2 separate regions of the Mus musculus genome follow, and region 2 is linked to region 1. The links are chromatin loops, found by intact Hi-C in ENCODE. Cell type or tissue: left cerebral cortex. All regions are shown on one strand. Each heading gives the region's core, and the rest is flanking DNA. Links, peaks and the distances in the headings are about the cores only. Region 1 holds the start of Gnao1 (guanine nucleotide binding protein, alpha O). Region 2 overlaps Gm26843 (a long non-coding RNA gene).

What was found. Hi-C counts contacts between places; a loop is a spot of excess contacts. Peaks named below come from ENCODE experiments on the same cell type or tissue, not always from the same donor. Only the 100,000 strongest peaks of a DNase experiment are listed, where the experiment ranks them.
Region 2: it touches region 1 in a loop (11-fold over the local background); 5 of 42 quality-filtered maps call a loop at or near these places.

Annotation. Positions count from the first base shown.
Region 1 is chr8:93,805,689-93,815,727 of GRCm38, forward strand. It overlaps Gnao1 (guanine nucleotide binding protein, alpha O), which reads left to right and starts at 5,150. Exons shown (of 9, transcript NM_010308.3): 1 at 5,150-5,765; 2 at 5,963-6,005. The coding sequence starts at 5,648. It overlaps 4930488L21Rik (RIKEN cDNA 4930488L21 gene), which reads right to left and starts at 7,867. Exons shown (of 1, transcript NR_026888.1): 1 at 6,006-7,867. In left cerebral cortex, for the core only: no CTCF peak of the experiment used is centred there; DNase peaks (open chromatin) are centred at 2,331, 4,668, 4,940, 5,740 and 6 more places; H3K4me3 peaks cover 4,863 bases; H3K27ac peaks cover 5,119 bases.
Region 2 is chr8:93,557,855-93,567,893 of GRCm38, forward strand. Gm26843 (a long non-coding RNA gene) reads right to left here. Exons shown (of 10, transcript XR_003947433.1): 10 at 8,131-9,606. Among named protein-coding and RNA genes, the nearest start is that of Ces5a, 27 kb to the left of the region's middle. In left cerebral cortex, for the core only: no CTCF peak of the experiment used is centred there; DNase peaks (open chromatin) are centred at 3,635, 4,974, 5,933 and 6,321; H3K27ac peaks cover 332 bases.

The sequences.
Region 1 (10,039 bases), core at 1,158-9,157:
CCAGGAAAAGTCCAACAGAGACTCAAGACTATTAGGTAAAGCATTCACATAAGGACAAACTTCAATGCCAAGCTCAGCTCTTGGTCAGTCTTGCTTGCATAAAAAGCAGAGTTCCTTGCCCCTTCCAACACTCTAAAGGCATCCTTGTGGCATTCCCTTGCTATCCTAAATTATTAATGATTTAAGTTACTTGATTTAATAATTAAATAATTTAAATAAAATAATTAAGATAATTAAATAATAAGAATAATTAAATAACAATTAAACATTTAAAAATCACAAAGTACATAGTACTCTTTGGAGTATCCAAACCATCAAAGTATATTAAAAAAAAATCTCATCAGCAGTTAACACACAGTGGATTTTCATAACTTAAGAGCTCAGTTCTATGATGTAAAAACATTTATCTTGTTTCTTCATGCAAATCCTTTCTCTTAAAGGTATACAAAAATCCTATTTCTTCCTGCATTATCTCTTACACTTAACAATTATACATAAGAAAATTAATCTCTCATAAACCCTACAAAATTAGAAAACAAGACACAGAAGTTTGCCAAGAATTTTTCTGATGGGGATGTCAAAAATATTAGGTATATCCCCTCTCACAAGTGCCTGTTGGTCAGTAAATCTCCCACTCGTAGGTTCAAAATCAGCATCATTCATGTCATAGAACTTTACTTGATGACATAACTTTCACTGAATCTCAAACATTTTCTAAAATAATCAAGTGGCAGAATTTGTCTTAGGGAAAAAACTCAAATGTCAAAGGTGGGAAGAGCTTTCCTATATATTACCTGATGAAGCCCTTGTCACACAGGGACTTTACTTAACAAATATTATGACAACCAGTGCACAAGGACCATTCTTGGTCTTTTCATACACAGTGGAAGCCGTTTTCTTTCTATGAGCTTATATCCCAGCAGCAAGCTTCCCAACAAATACGAGAAATGTGGTTATAAAAGACAATCCTCAGGTTCCACCTCAGGTTTACTGAGTGTATTCCAGAAGTGGAACTCTAAATTTAATTTTTAAATGTAACTTTAAAGCATCTCAGGTAATTCTATAGATAATAATGTTTGAGAGCCATGGTGGTAGTGGTCTGAGAGACGTGTGCGAAAACATGCCAGGGAAAAAATGTCAACTGGGGACATTTTTAGAGACATAGATAAAGAGAAAAGAAAGTGAGTATCTACCCAAAGCCCACCATGCTGGTTAACTGAGAGCTGGGGATCACTACTCTCTGGAAGCAGAGCAGCTTTCTGCAGCCTTTGCTGACATTCCTCTCATGGACTATGGAAGATATTCCAAGTGGCTTCCAAAATATGATGCATAGTGTGTGTGTAGCATGATGAACATTTGACTAAGGATGGGGTGAGAACTGTTTTCTGATAAAAAAAATTTCATCAGAAAAAATATAATTCTGAGAATCATATAAAACAAAACCAAAGGGAAACTGGCCTTGGTCTAGGAATCCTAGCTCCTAATGTTAGAACTCTAATTTCTTCGTTTCCACAGGAATTAATTGTGTAGCAATTTAATATAGTCAAAGGATTTTTTTATTACTTATACCTTTGGAGGAATCAAAATATGACTGGGTTTGAGATTTTGGCTTTCTGATCTGAGAATTCTTTATGTATGTATATAATGTGCTGTTTTCAACAGTTCGCAAAACAGCAAAGACTCGCTGACTCATTAATAAGTTTATTGACCATTAATAATTTATTCATGCCCCTGTGTGAGGGCTCAGCTTGCTCATCTGTAAAATGGATACCAGACTGCATCTTATTAAACCAAAATGCCCAAGGCCTTGCAAGAACTTTCTGAAATAAAGGGGTTTATTGAAGCTATTGAAGAGGCTAGGGAGAAATTCTACAACCGCCAAAGTGGGTGAATAGCTAGTTCCCCATATCTAAAAGGGCAGAGTACTTTACACGGAAAACATTGCTGCATACATACTATGTACACTGAGTTTACACTGGCTACTGATAACAAGGGTGGGTTTACCTGAAGCAATGAAGCCTTTGTGATGGGAGATCAAAGAGAAAAAGGCAGGACTTCTGGGTTGGTTAATGATGCAAGGGGCATAGACTGGTGCCTAGGCAGTCAGAGCAGCATTGAATGAAGCTTTTTAATGTACATTCAAGAACAGAAAAATGGTCTTTTGGGAGCCTGTAGCTTGCTACCCAAATAACATCCTATATCATTTCTCTTCTCTCATGTCCCCTGGCCCTTTGTAATCAAATGTAGGACATCTCAGAAGTTTTCTCTTATCAATCTGTCTTCCTGGTCTAGGCTCTTTCCACTCATCCATGATGCTTCCCACACTAGTACCTAACTGAGGTTTATGTGGGAGGATCACATGGGGGAATTTTTGTAAAAGTGCTCCGTAAGCTGTAAAGCACTATACAGATGAAGTGAATTATTATTAGTCTTTTATGGAACTCAGCCATAATGATGCAAAGTGACCCAGAAAAAGGAGAAGAAGAGGGAAAAGGAGGAGAAGAAGGAGAAGGAGAAGGAGAAGGAGAAGGAGAAAAGGAGAAGGAGAAGGAGGAAGAAGAAGAAGAAGAAGAAGAAGAAGAAGAAGAAGAAGAAGAAGAAGAAGAAGAAGAAGAAGAAGAAGAAGAAAAGAAGAAGAAGGAAGAAGAAGACGGAAGAAGAAGAAGGAAGAAGAGGAAAACAGAGTAGGCAAATCTGAAATACCTCCACAGTGCTGGAACATAATCTTACATACATAGTCAGTAGGTCAAGTACTGGGGGAACGAAGAAAAACTCAAAACACAGAGGCTTATACGTCTGCCATATCAGGACTGATAGCAAGGAGGAAGGCCAGGCACTTAAAAGTCAAGGATGGCTGCATCTTCCCATACACAACCAGAATGCCACCAGGAACATAAGGCCTTCACTTGAAAATCACTTGATATGAAAGAACACTAAATATATTTACTAGGGTATTGCCACCGCCACCACCACCACCGCCACCACCACCACCACCACCGCCACCGCCACCGCCCTGTCCCAGGGCAGAGTGAAACGGTGATCCTTACCTTCGGTCCATCAAATGCAGTCTTGTACAAATGGCAGTGAAATTTTTTTCTGAATCTGGTTCACAGTAGATCTAGGCAACTGTCCCCAGCAACCTCTGCAGGAAGCAAGGTCTATAGAATATTGGGCACCTGAGATCTCTGTTTTCGATCTGGAAGGACAAGTTTAATGATACTTGATTTTTAAGCCAAACCAGATTCATCTTCTAATAGTTTCCCCACCCAACACAAAGAGGAAAGAAAATAGAGGAGGGATTATTTATGTGCTGTATAAAATAAATCTATAGAATTTTTTGTCGGTTTCCTAGAATAGGTAGGTATGACTCAAATTTAAATATTCCAATTATATTACATATACTTTTGACACAGACATTTGTCGAATGAGACAAACATACATTGGGAAACACCAAACTTATGAAAAAAAAACATGCAGGAGAAAAAATATTTTCTTCTGAGTGGGTCTTAATTGCCCCTTTTCCCCCTTGCAAATATATTTTTATGCTGAGTGACATTTCCAAAATAGGATTTTCTCTCCATTGCTGAAATGAAGCAAACAAGTTTACTTTCAGAGTCACAGAAATGCCCAACTGTTACGAAAAAAGAAAGTGTTTTCCACTGGCCCCTTGCCTGTCTTTATCCTGGGCAGTCTTGCCTGTTGGCTCCTCCATCTAGGAAGGCCCCTGGGGCTGACTGGTGGAACTGATTGTAAAACTATTTTGTGCAGTAAGAATTAATGTCTTCAGGCTCTGAGACCACCCAGAACATGACCGATCTTTGGCAACTGTCTACTGTTTTCCCCAGTGCTGGGTTCGCTGTTTGCTGAATAACTGACCCTGGTTTCTGACTATCTGAGAAGATATGAAGGGTGTATTTCTTCTAGTAGTTTGTTATTTTAAGATGAAAGGAAGAAAAAAAATCTCTTATCACAAACCTATGAAGAATTCATTTTTACCGGATTATGTTCTGGGGATACAAGAATTCAAGAACCAAGGGAGGCCATCGATTCATCATATAGAGAAAAATTTAAGGGAACAAGTATTTGCTAGAGGCTTTCATGAAAGACTGTCCCTGGGCCTTTGGCATCAAGCCATCCTAGGATGGTAACCATCTCTAGCGACAGAGGTTGTGGGCATCTCGCGGTAAGGCTCACATTGGCTAAGGGAGGCAAAAACTCCTGCGGAGCAGGCCTTGCCTCTTCTCTGCCTGCTACTTTCCTCTCTACTAGCCCAGTCTCTAGACACTAGATGCTCAATAAATGCGGACCCAAATCCGTCACTGAGCCCCAGCGCGTTATTATGGAGTGAGCGGGTTTATCCTGACCCACTACCTCCTCACATCTGCGGAGGCACCATAGCTCGACTAGGGGCTACACCTCCAGCCGCGAAGGAGAACAATCGGTAAGGCGATCTGCCGGAGACACGACCCAGAGCCCGAGGGACCAGGAAGCTGGAGGCTCAGGCCCAGGGCTGGGGACCACCTGACCGCCGCGCTGGGGTTGACAGGAGGCGGGCCGGGCGCGCGAGACCCGCCGGGGTGGGGCGGGGTGGGGCGCAGGCGCGCGCCCGGCCCCAGGCCCCGCCCTCCCCAGCCCGGCACGCTCCGGGAGCCGCGGGGGGAGGGGGACCCGAGAGTGGGCGGCGCCGCGCGCGCGCGCCCGCTTGTCTGACGCGTCCCGCGGGCATGCGCGCCGCCCCCGCCCGCGCCGTCCCCGGGGCCCCCGGCGCGCGGCCCTGCTGACGTCAGCGGGCGGCTGGCGGAGCGCTGCGCAGGACCAGGCGCACTCGAGAGCTGCGCTCGCCTCGCCCCCCCCCTCCCCGCCCGCCCCGGCGCGCGCGCGCGTGCCCTGCCCTCCCTGCCCGCCTCTTCTCGCGCTCCCCGCTGGCCGCGGCTCCCTCGCGCTCTCCCCGTCTCCTGTCCGCTCCGCCGAGCGATGCGAGTTCTGGGCCCCGGCGACGCCGCCTCCCGCTAGAGAGAGCTGCACCCCCCACCCCCGGCCCGGCCCTCTGCCCAGCCCTGCCCCGCGCGCGGGGGTCGGAGAAGGCGCCGCGGACGCATCGACGGCCGAGGAGCGGCGATGCACATGCACTAGCGGCACCCCCTAACTCACTCCCTCCACACCCCGCGCCACCGCCGCCTCCACCTTCTCCGCCTCCGCCTCCTCCTCCTCCGCCTCCGGCAGCCGCGGCAGAAGGACCCACCCTGCCCCCCACCCCACCCTCCGCCGGCTCCGGCTGCGGATCCAGCCTCGACTCCTATTTTATTTATTTTGGGTCGTGCACTAGCCTCGGTGCCTGCAACCCGCGCCTCCCGGGCCCGCGGGCGCCTCCTCTCTCGGCTCCGGAGCCCCAGACCCCGGCTACCCTCACCTCGACACCCCCAGACCCCAGCCAGCCGCCGCTAATCTTCGCCGCTGGAATCTTAATAGAGGCTGTCCTTTTGGGGGGATTCTGGTCTTTCGACAATTTTGTTCCCAGCCAAGGAGAGGATATCGTGATTTTCTCCCCTTTGAGCCCAGGCTCTGCTCTGTGGGGGGGTGGGGGGCGCGCCGACCCGGGGAGTCGTGCCAGCCTAGTCGTGCGGGCTGTGGCAGGGAAGGGGCCACCATGGGATGTACGCTGAGCGCAGAGGAGAGAGCCGCCCTCGAGCGGAGCAAGGCGATTGAGAAAAACCTCAAAGAAGATGGCATCAGCGCCGCCAAAGACGTGAAATTACTCCTGCTGGGTAAGGACCTGGGTAGCCACCCCCGCCCCTCGACCCCCGCCACAGTTCCCAACCCGACTTGCGCCCTGGGAAATCTGGTCCCTGAGTTGGCAACACCTTGTGCCCAGGAGCGCCCACCCTGTGCATGCCTTGAAGCCCCCTTCCCATTTCCATGAGCTGACACTCACCAGTTTCCCCCCCTCTGTGTGTCCCAACAGGGGCTGGAGAATCAGGAAAAAGCACCATTGTGAAGCAGATGAAGTAAGTCCCTGTGTCATTGGGATTTGTACTTTTATTAAGAATAATTTATATCGTTTTTATTATCTTGCTCACCCATATTTGCTCTCCAGGCCTGGTTTTTAATTCGCGCACACACAGAAGAAACCCGAGGTTGCCTCCCCTCCCCCACTCCCTACGTTGGTTCTGGGTCCCCCACCCCAACTCCTGGGGTCGGTGTTTGCGGGGAGGGAATGAGAGCGCCTCTAGTTGTATGAATGACAGTGTCCGCCATATTGATCAGAACATCACACTATTGGCGTGCTTATGATCATAACTCTTGCTCGTGGAGTATTTCGTGTTTCACTGCCTCCATTTCTGTCTCTGCCTCATCTTCTTTCCCCTCCTCCTCCACCCCACCCCTCGAATCCCACTTCCCCCTGCTTCTCTTGAGGCAGTGATTTTGAACTTGACTAAAACATGGAGGGGACCCAGCCCTAGCAGATTGGGGTGGAGGATCAAGTGTTTGCTGTTCACGAGTTTGGTGCTGAATTCCTGGTGGCTGTGGCTTAGACGACCCCCCCCCCCAAAGCGAGCAAGGGTTAGGGGAGGGGGCGTGCACTGGGGAGAAAGGATGGGTTTCCAAGCGGATGTGACAGACACAGCCTTATCCAAGGCAGAGGTGGGAGGGTCTGTGGGGCTAAAAGCCAGTTTCATCTGCCCTCCAGCCCCTCTCCTCCCTGGCCCTCCAGCCTTTGCTCTTCTGACACCCGCAGGTTCCAGTCACTGTGTAGCCTTTATCGTTGTATTTACACTCTGTATTCTACCTTCAATGCGGATTTCAGGCCCTACTTGCCACCGCCCCCTTTCTGCCTTAGATATCAGTTTCCCCTCCTAATTAACTGGGGGTGGATTTGAGTGATGGTTGAAAATTAAAACAAAATGGGATATTCCTTCCTTTCCACATTTCCCCACTTAGGAGCCTCGCCCGTCCTTCCTCCTCTCTGGCTTGCTTCTTGCCCCATCCACTCCACGGTTCCCGGTGAGCCTCCAGGCAGCTCTGCCTGGGGAGGGGTGGCCGGCAGGGAACGGGTGCGTGCCTTCCGGGCCTCCTGGCCCTGTTTCCGTTGGCCTGTCAGTTCGGGACGGAGGAGTTCGTTAGGACCGTTTAGCGAGGATTCCATGTCGCTTTGCTGTGACACCTTCGTGCACACACAGCTCCTAATTAGAGGTTGCTGTGCTGTAAACAAAAATGATTATTTTTCAACTTGACAGAATAGCCGAAGTAATTGCATCCCGTAGGAAAACAATGGAAAATAAAAGCCCCTTTCGAGGGAAGGTGGGTGGGAGACAAATCGTGCTTGTGGTTTCAAAACCAAGAAGCAAAAATTCTTGCATGTGTAACAGGCATGACAAGCGAGTTCCAGGCGGCGCCATGATGGTAGGGAGCAGCGACTAGGAGACAGTTTCTCCCATCTGCTTGGCATGTTCTTATTTGCGTTCGAGAGCTCCCGGGGGCTTTCTTCTCACAGGCCCCTTCGGCTAGCCTCACCCTTCTGAGCCACCAGTAATTTGGCCTGGGGTTTCTCTGGGGCTTGTGCAGTCCAAATGGATGGGGAGGCGGGGCCTGGGGAATTGCTCTTTGCAACAAGGTGCATGTTGCATCTGCCTGGAGCCCTCGCGTGTCGGGAAATGCAAACCGCGCCACCTCTTTCTCCTTAGGGGCAGGTTTCGAAACTTCACAAGTCTGTAATCCACTGTGGCAGGCCGGGAGTCCGGTAGAAGCCTCGGCCTCCTGAGCCAGGGTGAGGTTTCAGGCGTTGTAAGTGGTGGACAGCGCCCAGCCGAGGCTGGAAAAGTCGATGGGGCTGAGCTTGGCTCGGCGGTGTTCGGCTCCGCTCGGCCTGACCTGGGAGCGGGGCTCGGAGGATCTCGACAGTGTTCGGAGCACAGTCGGGGTCCAAGCGGAGAGGGCCGAGCGGCTTCGGCGGCTTCGGAAAGGCCCCGAAGACATTCGGAAACCCTCGGCAGGAGGAGGGCAAAGGAGGTGGAATTGGGGGTGTGGGAGGGGATGGCAAAGAAACTTTGCATCCACCAAAGCAGCTTGCTACCTGCTCTTCCTGAACATGCCTCATAAATTAGGTTGATTTAATAAGAGGTTTAAAAATACGTATCGAGTCCCCAAAAGGGCAACTTGCCTTTTTTATTCAAAGAAAGCTTAGCTCTCTGAGGAGATCCGTGTGCCACTTTAGAATGGAAATTCCTGATTAAGTCCTGGGGCACGAAATCTTAAAGGAAGACTGAGGAGACATTCTGAGGAAAGTCCTGTGCGTCTGACTTATATTGGGTTGCACTGAGGAAGATGGGGTGAAGTGTCCGATGTTTGATTCTATTTAATCGGAAATCAGAACATTTTTCTCTTTTCCTGCATTTCTTCCTTTCTCTATTCCCACAAACACCTTTTCTGTGAAAACTGCCTGTCAAAACTGAGATTTTTTTTTTGTAATTGATTTTTTTTTTGTTTGTTTGTTTCCCTTTAAGAACAAAACGTGCCAGATCTCTTTAGGAAATCGGCTAGGTTTGATCAGAATGTCCACCAGAAATGGGTGTGAGCACGCCAGTTGTGCCACAAAAAACCCAGCTGACCTGCCCTCCTGAAGCATTCATGAATGGCAGTTTTTCCTATGAGCTGAGCCTGAAATAAATCAGATCAGGGACTTGTGCCAAGCCGAATGCAGGACTTGTTTTATTAACCACAAAATGTGAGGTTGGTGTCACTGTATCCCGGTGACAGATTCTTTGGAGTCCTCACTTCCAGAGATGGGTTTTGAGATCACCACTTGAGTGAGAGTCATTTGTAGCCGGGGAAGATTGTACTTTCTGGGTGGGGCCAGCCCAGAAAGCCTCGGTAGCATTTGCAGAAAGCAATTTCCTGTTTCCCTGTGCAATATGATTGGTGACGAGCCCGTCAGGCCATATGTGTAAGTTAATTCAGATGCTGTGTTGTTTCACCTAGGCAGATGAAATTAGATGGTTAGAGAGTCTGCCGTTGGTGACACCCTGTGAGGAGCCAGGGATTGGGCCTAGTAGCACAGCCCCTTCCTTTGGGTTGAGAGGAGGAATATTGCTATCCGAATGTTATCAGATCCTTTGTCATCAGCGTTTTCAGAAGGCAAGGAGCTGCTTCAGTCGGCTTGTGTCCTCGTCCAGGTTGCGGTGCTGCTTATGAGGAGGAATCAGAATATGCCTGTAGCAGCTAGTGAAGCCGTTAGGGACTGGCAGGCAGAGACACTGCCTAGAACAGGGCGTTATTACCCTCATCAGCCCAGGGCCGTTACACACTCAAACCTTTGGAATTTTTCTGCACAATGCAATAAGGGGGAGTTTGCATCAATTTTCAGAAGCCTAATTCTCAAGTGTTTAAAATCTTTTGGGGTGTGTGTGTGTGTGTGTGTGTGTAAAGGACAACTCCATGGAGTCTGTTCTTCCTTCTACCTTTGCATGGGTTCGGAGATCAAACTCAAATTGCCAGCCTTGTGACAAAGTGCCTTTATCCTCTGAGCTATCTTGCTGGCACCGCCTTTACCTTCATATTCTCTCTCTCTCTCTCTCTCTCTCTCTCTCTCTCTCTCTCTCTCTCTCTCTCTCTCTCTCGTGTGCATTTGTGGATTAGTGTCTGGAAGGTCTCTGTCATGCAATATACAACATTTAAGTTCCAAGACACGAACGGTGGTGATTGAAGTAGTGCAAGTGCAGCTTCACACGTCCTATGAGTAGGGGTGGCTCCTTTCCTCTGCGTGGCACTTTGCTTGTGTTTGGGGCCTGTGACCTCACGTGGGATATACCCTCATCATTGTTTCAGTAATTAGGGATGCTTTTACACAGACTAATAAAAATTTTAAGGCGAGTATAAGTTTTATTGGATTTTTGAACCCTTGCAAAGAAATGTCTTAGAATTATATTTTATGATGCATAGAATCAATAGTGTCACTTTAACTGACCTCCCAGTTCTGAACACTGGGTGACAGATGCTTGGACGTGGCACTGTAAAATGACCGCTGGAGTTGCTCTGAACATTA
Region 2 (10,039 bases), core at 1,350-9,349, 250 kb before region 1:
CATTTGGGAAGAAGCAAGTCCCTAGAATCTCCAATCCTTTCAAGGTAGACCTTGATTTATCCATGATCTGTTTGCCAATGTCCTTTGTTTTCCTTTCTTTTGAACTGGAAATTTTAGCTACCACCCACATCATCTGACATCAGTTATCCAACTTTCCCAACTTTGTCCTCTGGAAGTTTTAACATATCATGCCTGCATGTCCTCAACCACCTTCTGATATTTTCCTAAAGCAAGATTTAATGAATCATAAAATCTTAAAATTATGCAGGTTATACTCTGTCACAACAATATAGAAATCAGTAACAAAACATAATAAAATTTCTACACCTTGAAAGCTAACACATTTGTAAATTACCCAAGAATCATTGGAAAATCTCACAAAGAAAATTGTGTAAGGGTTCAGGGTAAAATGGGTTTTTAGATAGAATAAATGGATTTAATTCTTCTGTAAAAGTATGCTTGCTCAGGTCTGCCTGCTGTTCATTTGCTGACACTCAGAGGTGTGTTTACTGCAGTGAATTTATCCTTGGTTGGTTGATTTTCAGAAACAAAATATTAACAATAATTTCATGGTTTGAAATGGTATAATCACTGCAATAAGCAATCATTGGCCAGTTGAACAAACTTATAACCAATTCTGCTAACTACTTATTACCATAGATGAAAAACAATCCTTACTAAATTTATGGGAACATTCTTTCCATATGAAAAGCAATTTTCTATTCTTTATAAACAAAGAAGCTGAGCATTTCAAAATTCAAAGTATGGTTGAATCAAAATATAAAATATTCAATATGTTAGATAGAAGATTTGAATGTTTTCTATGCTAAAATTCTATAATATCGCTAAGAGAAACTAAAGGAGATCTCAGTTAACAATGGAAAAAATGTGTTCAAGGGTTCAAAGACTCAATATTAGTAAGAGGCTTATGTTTCATTCTGACCAAAATATATATCACAGAAACAAGTTGAGGAAGGAATGATTACTTGGGTTCCTAGTTTCAGAGATTTCCATGTGCCATGGAGGGTAGATCATGGTAGAGCACAGATGCTCACATCCTAGCAGGCCATGAAGCAGACAGGAGAAATGCATTCTTGGAAGTGCCCCTTTCCTCCCTTCTATTTCATCTGGGACTATAGCCACCTGCATTGGTCTTCCCTCAGTTAAACTTGTCTATAAACACCCTCCCAGACATTCCCAGAAATGTACTTCCCCAATCTCCTAAATAGTTCTAAATCCTGGCAAGTAAATGATGAAGATTAATCATCGCAGACGTCAATTTTCTCAGACTAAACTATAGAGTAAGTTGAATCCGAATGAAAAGTCCAGCTGGCTTGTTTCATTTTGTTTTGTTGGAAATTGAAATGGTGATTCTAATCTTATTTGGAAAAACCAAGGCATGTTGGAAAATGTTTGGAGACTTATGCTACACAGTGTCAAGGCTCACTTACTATAAAGGAACTTTCACCCTAACTCATCACATACAAAAATTAGTCAAAGATGAGCTGTAGACTCAAATGTGAACTTGGGGAGAATGTATTTGTGGTACTAGAACAGGCAAAAATTTTCAAAGGAGAATATAAAATATAACATCCAGAAAAGAGAAACATAATAAATTATACTTAAGAAAATTTTAAAGCTTCCTCAGTAGGAAATTCTATTATAAAATAGTTGCAAACAGTAACTACATGGTGGTGAGTATTGAGGAGTGAGAAGAACACAGGAGACTGTTTGAGATTCTATGTTTTGAGTTGTGATCTGTTGATCACATGCTTACAGATGTGTGAAGATATCCCTTGAGCTTGACTTCTTCGCTCCCTAAAGTCAATGAATTTACATTTCAGTGACCTGCAGAAGGATAAGTTAATAGGATGGGTCTCGTTTCTAGGTGGTTCTGATGACTATTTATTAGTATAAATGAAAAATAGTCAACTCCTTGGCCATATACCCAGAATGATGGAAGTCAGGGCCATGTCCTCATTCATTCACTGTCAAGCACAGATGACCAGTGCTCCAGCTGCTACTCAACATCTGCTCGTCTGGACACTTTCCTAACACTGACTAATATGTTTGGTTAGCCCATTGTACTCATCTAGTGGCCAAAGCCCTAGCTCAAGATTTAGTCCTGAAAACACTGTCAGCTGATGATATAAGCTCTTTCATCCAGGTGAATCCTCTCTGATTTCCACTAGGAAAGAACCAGTCAGAAGGGAATCTGTCATAGATAAGAGTTGTACACCACAGGCTTAGCATAGAAGTGGGAATCCTGGTCCACAAACTCAGAAACACCACAAACAGAGCCCTATTCTTCTCCAATTCAAAACATATTTTTACATCAAGCACATGACACCACATCATGGAGTTGACTTCCCTATCACTACCACTTGATTTCAATCACAAACTTACTCATGAGTATAAGATTTCTCTACTCTACTGGAGTCTAAGGCTTTGAGACTTCACACTTCTACAACTGACTCTCATTATTTTTGCTGTTTTATGCTGAACCCATTCTTCCTTGAATTGATGGATACAGGATAACGGCTAACTGAATGAGAAATGGCCAGCGGGGAAGGAATAGAATGGGATGCATTATCATCATATATCAATATATTGTTTACCTGTTCATTCTTGGAAAGGACTGAAACCACATGCCCATTAACTTCACGAAATGGCTAATAAGTGAAAACTAGATGGAGGTGGGAAGCATACAAAGAAACTGAGGCATAAAGATTACCCGATAGAACTTAGATTTGGGCCAGGTGGTTCATGCAAGTGCTGGTAACTTTAACAGAAGACAAGCTGTGATAAAGACAATTGAGATTTGGACAGGTTTGGGGCACACAGAGAAAAGGTAGTTAAACTGGGGTAAATATGTTAGTGACTTTATATTACTATAACCATCTGAGATAATTGACTTAGAAAGAGGGCGAGTTCATGTTAAGTAGCAGTTTTGGAGATATTTTTAGCTTCCCATGAGTTGGCCTGGCTGTTTCATGACCTGCAGCAAGGGAGTGCATCCTAGTGAGAGTGTAAGGTAGGGCTAGCCACATGCCTGCCATATAGCAGCCATGGAAGCACAAAGAACGGGAAAGAGACTCTCGGGTCCCAAATAATCTCAGGACAAATAGCCCATCAAGGTGCCTCTTAGCACACCCAAGCACATGCTGGTCTCTAGGCTTTCTCAGCAAGTACCTGTTACAGAGTCATACTGGCTGGTAATAACCAGCCCCTACCCTAAATGTCTACAACACAGAGGCTTTCATTTTGGTCATGCCCTCCCTTGGTTCTCTCTTTCTGCCCTCTCTTCCCTCTACTCTCTCAGTCCTCAGCTTCCTTCTTGATCCACATGACCTCTTTCCCTTCTCTCTTGTCTTCTTCTTTTGCCACCCCTTCCATGCCATGTCTCTCATCTCATGGCCCAGTTCATACTGCTGACTTCTTTCTCTCACTGCTCTGGACTCTTGCAGATGCCTCTGGCTTTACTCTCCCCTCGAGTCCTACAATAAATCCTTCTCTTTAGACCTTAGCATGGTTATGTCCTCATTTCCATGCAGAGACAGTCTCCTTAGAGGACACACCTCCAGTGGTTTAAAGATATCCTACTATGCCCCACTTCTTAAAGGTTCTGCCACCCACGGGTTGGAGGAAGCCAAGCCTTGAAGCAATATCTCAGATCCAATCTAGAGCAGAAACCCAGAAAATCTGTTCTTGGGTTCCACACTCCTACTAGTAACTACCAGATCCATGGCTTCAGGCTTCTTTCGTAGGAAGTTCCCAACCCCAGGCAAGTTTTACCACAGTCTTGAGGATACTGACCATTCCACTTGACCTCTTCAGCTTCAAAACTCAGAGGTTTCAGAACCACATAAAACAAGAAAGTGTGTTTCAGTATGTATCTAAAGGGAGGCGTTATGGTTTAGATGCAGTGTCCACTAAAGGCTTGTGTATTGAAGACTTTGTCTCCAATGTTGCAATATTCAGAGGTGGGGGGGAGGGGTCTTAGGAATTTATTGCATCATGGGGACTCTGACTTCATTAATGCTATACATATAAAAATTGATGGACTATTGGGTGGTAATAGACATTCAGGAGGTAGGACCTATTTGAATGGAGTAAATCCCTGAGGACTGCCCCCTCTCCCTTCCTCCCTCCCTCCCTTGTTCCTTTCCTCCCATCCTCTCTCTCTCTCTCTCTCTCTCTCTCTCTCTCTCTCCTAGCTTCCTTGCTTTACCGTGTTTGTTATGTCCTGCATGGTCACAGGTCGAGAAACGGAAAAACAGAGTCAAATAACCTTGGACTAAAATGTTTGGAATATGAGTCAAGTCTTTTGTCCTTAGGTTGACTCTTAAAGCAGCAGCATAGAGCTGACTAAAACGCATAAAGATCCTGGGTCCATGGGGAAGTTTCGAGCTGAGAGTATTGAAACTCTGAATGTACAGAGTTTGAAACTCTTTTTCCTGAAACCCTGGTTCACCAGAAGACCACTGAGAGTGGGCTTTTGTTTTTAACTGAAAACCTTTAATTAAACTCAACCCCATCCTTACAGATGTAAGAATGTGGCCCAGAGAAGGCCAGGGATGTCCCAAGATCACACAGCAGAGAATATGGATGCAGATTCAAAGGCACTACCCCTTGCCCTACTTCCTTGGTGGTAGTCTCATTCACCAATCACAGGCAATGGCCTCTTCCCCACCAGCAGTTTTAATGTCCTGCCCAGAAGTTTTCAGAGAGGGAGTTTTTCCCTAAAAACTGCAGATGACACCCACCCAGAACTCAAAAAAAAAAAAAATTACTTGCTTAAAGAAAAAAACAAGGGAACAAAAGAATCATGTCTTCCAGCAGCCGTGCTGAGTGAGGCCAGCTGCAGGGAATTAAGGGCGATTCAGACCCTCTCACATATGTTGACAGAGAGAAAAGGCAGCTGAGATACTCAGTGGGAAGTCCACGACTCTCCTCTCCAGGAATAAAAGTTCTGCCCCAGATAGACAAGGAGCCTCGAAGTCTGGAAGAATGAGCTCAGTGCCATCCCATAATAAAATCTGGGAAGGAGCCTGACCGAGGAGAGGAGAGAGCTTGAGTCTAGGAAAAATTACTATGTGAAGCTATAGGTGCTTCCAGGGGCTTGAGCCCAAAGCCCAGGGCAAAGTCTGGTTCCCAGGGGAAATGGAGCCAGCAAACGAGTGGGGTTAGGCTGAGGAGATACAAGCTCACCCTCCTTCAGCCAAAAGCCAGGAAGAGCTGTGTGGGTGCTCACCTACCAGTGTGAACTCAACCTCTGTACCTTGTGCTGGCACCAGTATTGAATCCTGAGTACCAGTATCTCTGTCCAATAACAGAATATTGTTTTTAGAAGTACACTTCTAAACACTAAAGTATACTGGCAGTGTAACTAACTATACACATTCATGGAATGACAAGGAAACCCAGGAAATAAAGAGGGTCTTTCCCCAGACAGAGAGATAGTACATACTATGTTGAGAACACTGTAAGAAGTGTATTTTGTGCAAGCTCCAGCACGCACGTGTGTTGGTTGGCTAGACTAACCGCCAAGCTCCAAGGATTTCCCTAACTCTGCCTGTTCCCTCTGCACTGAGGTCATAGGTGCACCACCTGGCTTTGATATGGATACTAGGGATTCAAACTCAAGCCCCACTTTACTGACAGGGCCATCTCTTAAGCTCCTCACTTGGTTTTTAAAGCTTCAATGGGGAGCTAAAATTAACCCCACGTGTCCAAAATACACCAAGCTGCCCAGCCTTACAGTTTGGAGAAGAGATTTCCCCATTGCTGGTAAGATGCACCTGCTGTTTGGATCTGGCTCCTCCAGACTTCTCAGGTGTCACTCATCTTTCCTGTGCACTGGGTGCCAGCTATACTGTAGGCTAGAATCACCTGCCAAGTTCTACATCCTCCCAGCTTCCCTCCGGCGGTTTCCATGGCAAACACGGGCATCTCATGTTCTATGTGGGATAAAGGCAAACCCGGAATATCTGAAAACAGTACGCTGACCCCGCTGGAGCTGTCCTTCTTTAGTTCTTCCATATCAATAGCTTTTATTTTAGTTTTGAAGCCAACAATCAGGTTCTGGGTGTTCTGGGACTGTCTGCCAGCACAAGACAACCAACAGCAGCCAAAATTCCTCATCCCAGTTCCCGTAAATGGCAGGACCGCTGTATGATGACCTGAGAATTGACTTCAAACAAAATGCCTTCCCTTTGATTCTGAGCCTTCTGACTCTACATTTGGATGCTGAGTACAGCTCTGATCCTTCGCCTGCCAAAAGCTACTAAAGATGCCTGATGTTCTACTTATAATGAAGCAGAAAAACCTCACCAACTAACCAGCCAAGGCAGGTTCTGAAAAACGTGCACATCTACTCCCGAAAGGTGGCTGCGCTCACCTGGGGGGAGGACATGGTCACTGGGCGTGGATTAGCAATAGGGACTTTCTTACCCGATACTTGATGTGACATTTGGCAAGTCCTAAAAATGGCTGTCGCCCTTCCTTGGGTAGGAAGAAATGGCATGTTGGCACCACTGTCTACCACTTTCCTCCCCCTCAGAACTGACATCTTAAGGACCTGCCCATAGAAGACATGGAAGAGTTTGGGAGAGGAGCCCACTTGGCTTTTTTTCTCTAAATCCTGATGCTATAGTTTAGATCTTAAATACTCTCCCGTACCTCAAAGGTTGGGGGAAGGCAGGGCTATTGGGAAATGGTTGTGACCTAGCAGAAGAACCTCGGATTCTCACCCAGGTCCCTAACACATTCTCAAAGAAGTCTCAGAGACCTCAAATTATGATCGCTATCAGGTGCAATCTTAACATCCCTTAATTTATAGGAAACATGAAAGGCACCACTCAAATGTCCGTCTCCCATCTGAAATGCCAACATTGACAACTCCTTTTTTACAAAACAACCTCCCAGAAAGGGCATGTGGGTGGTGGAATCCGAGGCCAGGGCATGAGTGTACCAGCACAGATCATTATCAAAGTACTGGGGTCAAGGGAAAGGTGCAAGTGCAGAGACAAAGAATATACAGGAAGTAGAGGCAAGTAAGAAACCTGCCTCCATCAGGGCTCTGGCACCAGACCAGCCTGGAACAGGCCATTCTACTTCTGTTGAGAGAGCTTGAACTGGGAGTTCTTGACCACAGAACCCCGAACCAGTACTTCTTTTATAGGATGGGGAGAAGGCAAAAGTACATTTACTAAACTCAGGGATAACTGCCTTTGGTGAGAGAAAAAATAAGTTACTGCCTGAGCTAAAAACCACCAGGGACTTGCAAGCCCCTCTGTCTGCCAGAGTCAGTGTTTTGCATATGTACAGTCTCAGGGGATATCTGCTCAGCTTGGTGTATGGAATCAGGACAGAGGCCCAATCAGCATCTATTTAATTAGGGACAGCATGTAACTCAGTAGTAGACCCTTCCTTGTCTACCACTAGTCCTAGACATATCTGGGATGGAGAACTCTCAACTGAAAATGTGCCTCCTTCAGATTGGTCCCATACCAGTGAGACTTTTCTTGATTATTGATGGATTGACATGGGAGGGCCCAGTGCACTGTGGGTAGTCCCACTTCTGAGTGAGCAGGTGGTCCTCGGATATATAAGTAAGGCAGCTAGGGAGGCTAGAGAGATGGCTCAAGGATGGAACAGTGGATGTTCTTCCAAAGGACCCAGATTTGATTCCTAGCATCCACATGACTACTTATGCTCTTCTGTAACTCCAGTTCCAGGGGATCCAGTGCCACCCTCTGGCCTCCCAGGGCACTAGATATATATGTGATACATAGGAACACATGCAGGCAAAGCACCCATATACATAGAAAAAAGTAAACAAATATCTAAACACAAAATAAATAATAAACAGGCACCTGAATGTAAGCCTGGGAAAAATTCAGTAAGCAGGTTCCTCACTTGTTCCTGACTCTGCTCCTGCTGAGGGCCTCCTGACACTTTCCTAAGTGACAGGCTGTGACCTGAAACTCTAAGTCAAATAAACCTTTTCTCCTCAAATTGCTTTCTTTGGCCATGGTGCTTCTAACAGCGACAGAAAGCTAAACTAGTGTACTACCTCACATATCACCCAGCAGAAGGGTGACAGCTTTGTCTTCTCTGGGTCCCCAACTCCCCATGCCATCTCTCACCCAAAGTAGACAGGAGAACGTTTTACTAAATTGAATGGAGCAGATTTACAAGAGTGATTTAAGCTCCGTGCCTAAGCCCCATGCATACACACAAGGTTGCCTGGCTGCTTGCATATACGTTTTTATAAGCATTTTTATTTGTTGCTTTTGAGGTAGCATGGTCAAAATAGCTGGCAGAAACAGTGTATGTAAAGGGTGAAAGAATTCTTTGGGCTCATGGTCTCAAGACATTTCACTATGACAGAGAAGGCTTAGCATGGTGGTTCAGGCCACAGCAATAGGACCCCATCATAGGAGCATGTATGGGAAGCTATTCGCATCACGCAGATCAGGAAGCAGAAAAAGTCAGGAACTAGGGACCTTCCCATGAAAACCTGTCTACCAGCTAGACCCATACCCTTCCAAATTTGCTCCACCAGCTGGGAACCAAATGTTCAAATCAAGAGCCTATGGTGGGCATTGCAGATTCAAACCATACCAATGTTCTTTCTAACCAAGCCACCAGGAACCTAGGCAAAGAGCTCTTCTCCACTAAATTTCTACAGGGACAAGGTCTTTCCCTCACCACCCATGATTCCTCCCAAAGTAGTGTTCTAAAGTTGGTGGAACTTCATGGTTGTGTGTGTGGAGGTGTCTTCCAATTCCCATTGCTCCTGCCCTTTTTCCCACGACATCCCAGCCCCCTACAGAATCAGTGTGACTCGTCCTCACACTCCAGTCTCTCCAGGATAACCTCCCTGCACACATTGCTTTTGGGTTCCAAAGGAGGCCTAAAATGTAGACAAATGTGTAGCTTAGCATCCACCTGCTGATGCAAAGCCACACCTCCAGCCGAGGACAAAGAGCTGGTGATTAATTGCTGAATGAGGAGGAAAGGAAGTTCCATTAACAAATCACCATAGATCTCTTTTGGCACTTTAAACACTCTATCTTGCTGAATCCCTGAAGTCTCGCATCACTCATCAGAACATGGAGATGTGGAGAGGTTAAGCCCGTGTGTAGGTTCACAGAGAGAGGAAGTAGCATGTGGGATCTGAATTGGGGTCTGCCTAACTCTGGGGACCTACAGTCTCAGATCATACAGGTTATACTCTTCAGACTTGGTGACAGACGATCAGCGCTGGTTTCCCTCTGGAAAAGCACACACATCCTGGTCCCCAGAAAGACACTGGGCTTAAACCAGACAGCATCTTTCAGAGAGCGTCCCTGTTTCTTTATGAGAGCATTCGAGGAGAAGGCTGCGCTGATTGACGTGGGTTGTAATAATACTCATTTGGCTGTAATTACTCCTTGAATTCCAGCCAAAACGGGCCACGCTGAGATGCAGCTGTACACAATGTCTGGATTCTCCTACACAGCACAGTCAGGAACAGGATGGTCAGCAATGAAAGCTGGTGGGGGCTGAAAGAAGCTTCCATGTAATGCCCGTCTGTTTCATCTTAATCTGCTCAAGACCCTAGAGGGAGGGAAAAGAAAACTTGAGGTTGAAAATGTAGTTCCTTTATGTCTGCTGCTTATATTAGCGGGAACAAAAATAAGAGAGTGGGGCTTTGCTCCTTTGAAAGAAACCACAGGCTCATGAAGGAAAACCAGCAATGGGATGTGATTGGGCTGTGCCGTGGGAGCTGAGGAATGTCCCCAAATCAGCCTCACAAGGGTGTTGACATAAACTACTCACTAGGTGGACCAGCTTGGGAGTAGTAGGGCAGATCTTAGCCTTGAGAGAAGCATCGGGAGGGCTGAGAGGCAGAGCCAGTGTCAAGTCTATCTACTGTTCTGGCACAGGCTAGCAAGTGACCTCGGGCAAGTTAGTAGGCCTGTACCATTCCAGTTTCTCCTACGGCACATGGAAAGGTGAAGCACTCATCCCAGGTCTTCCTAGGAGAGGA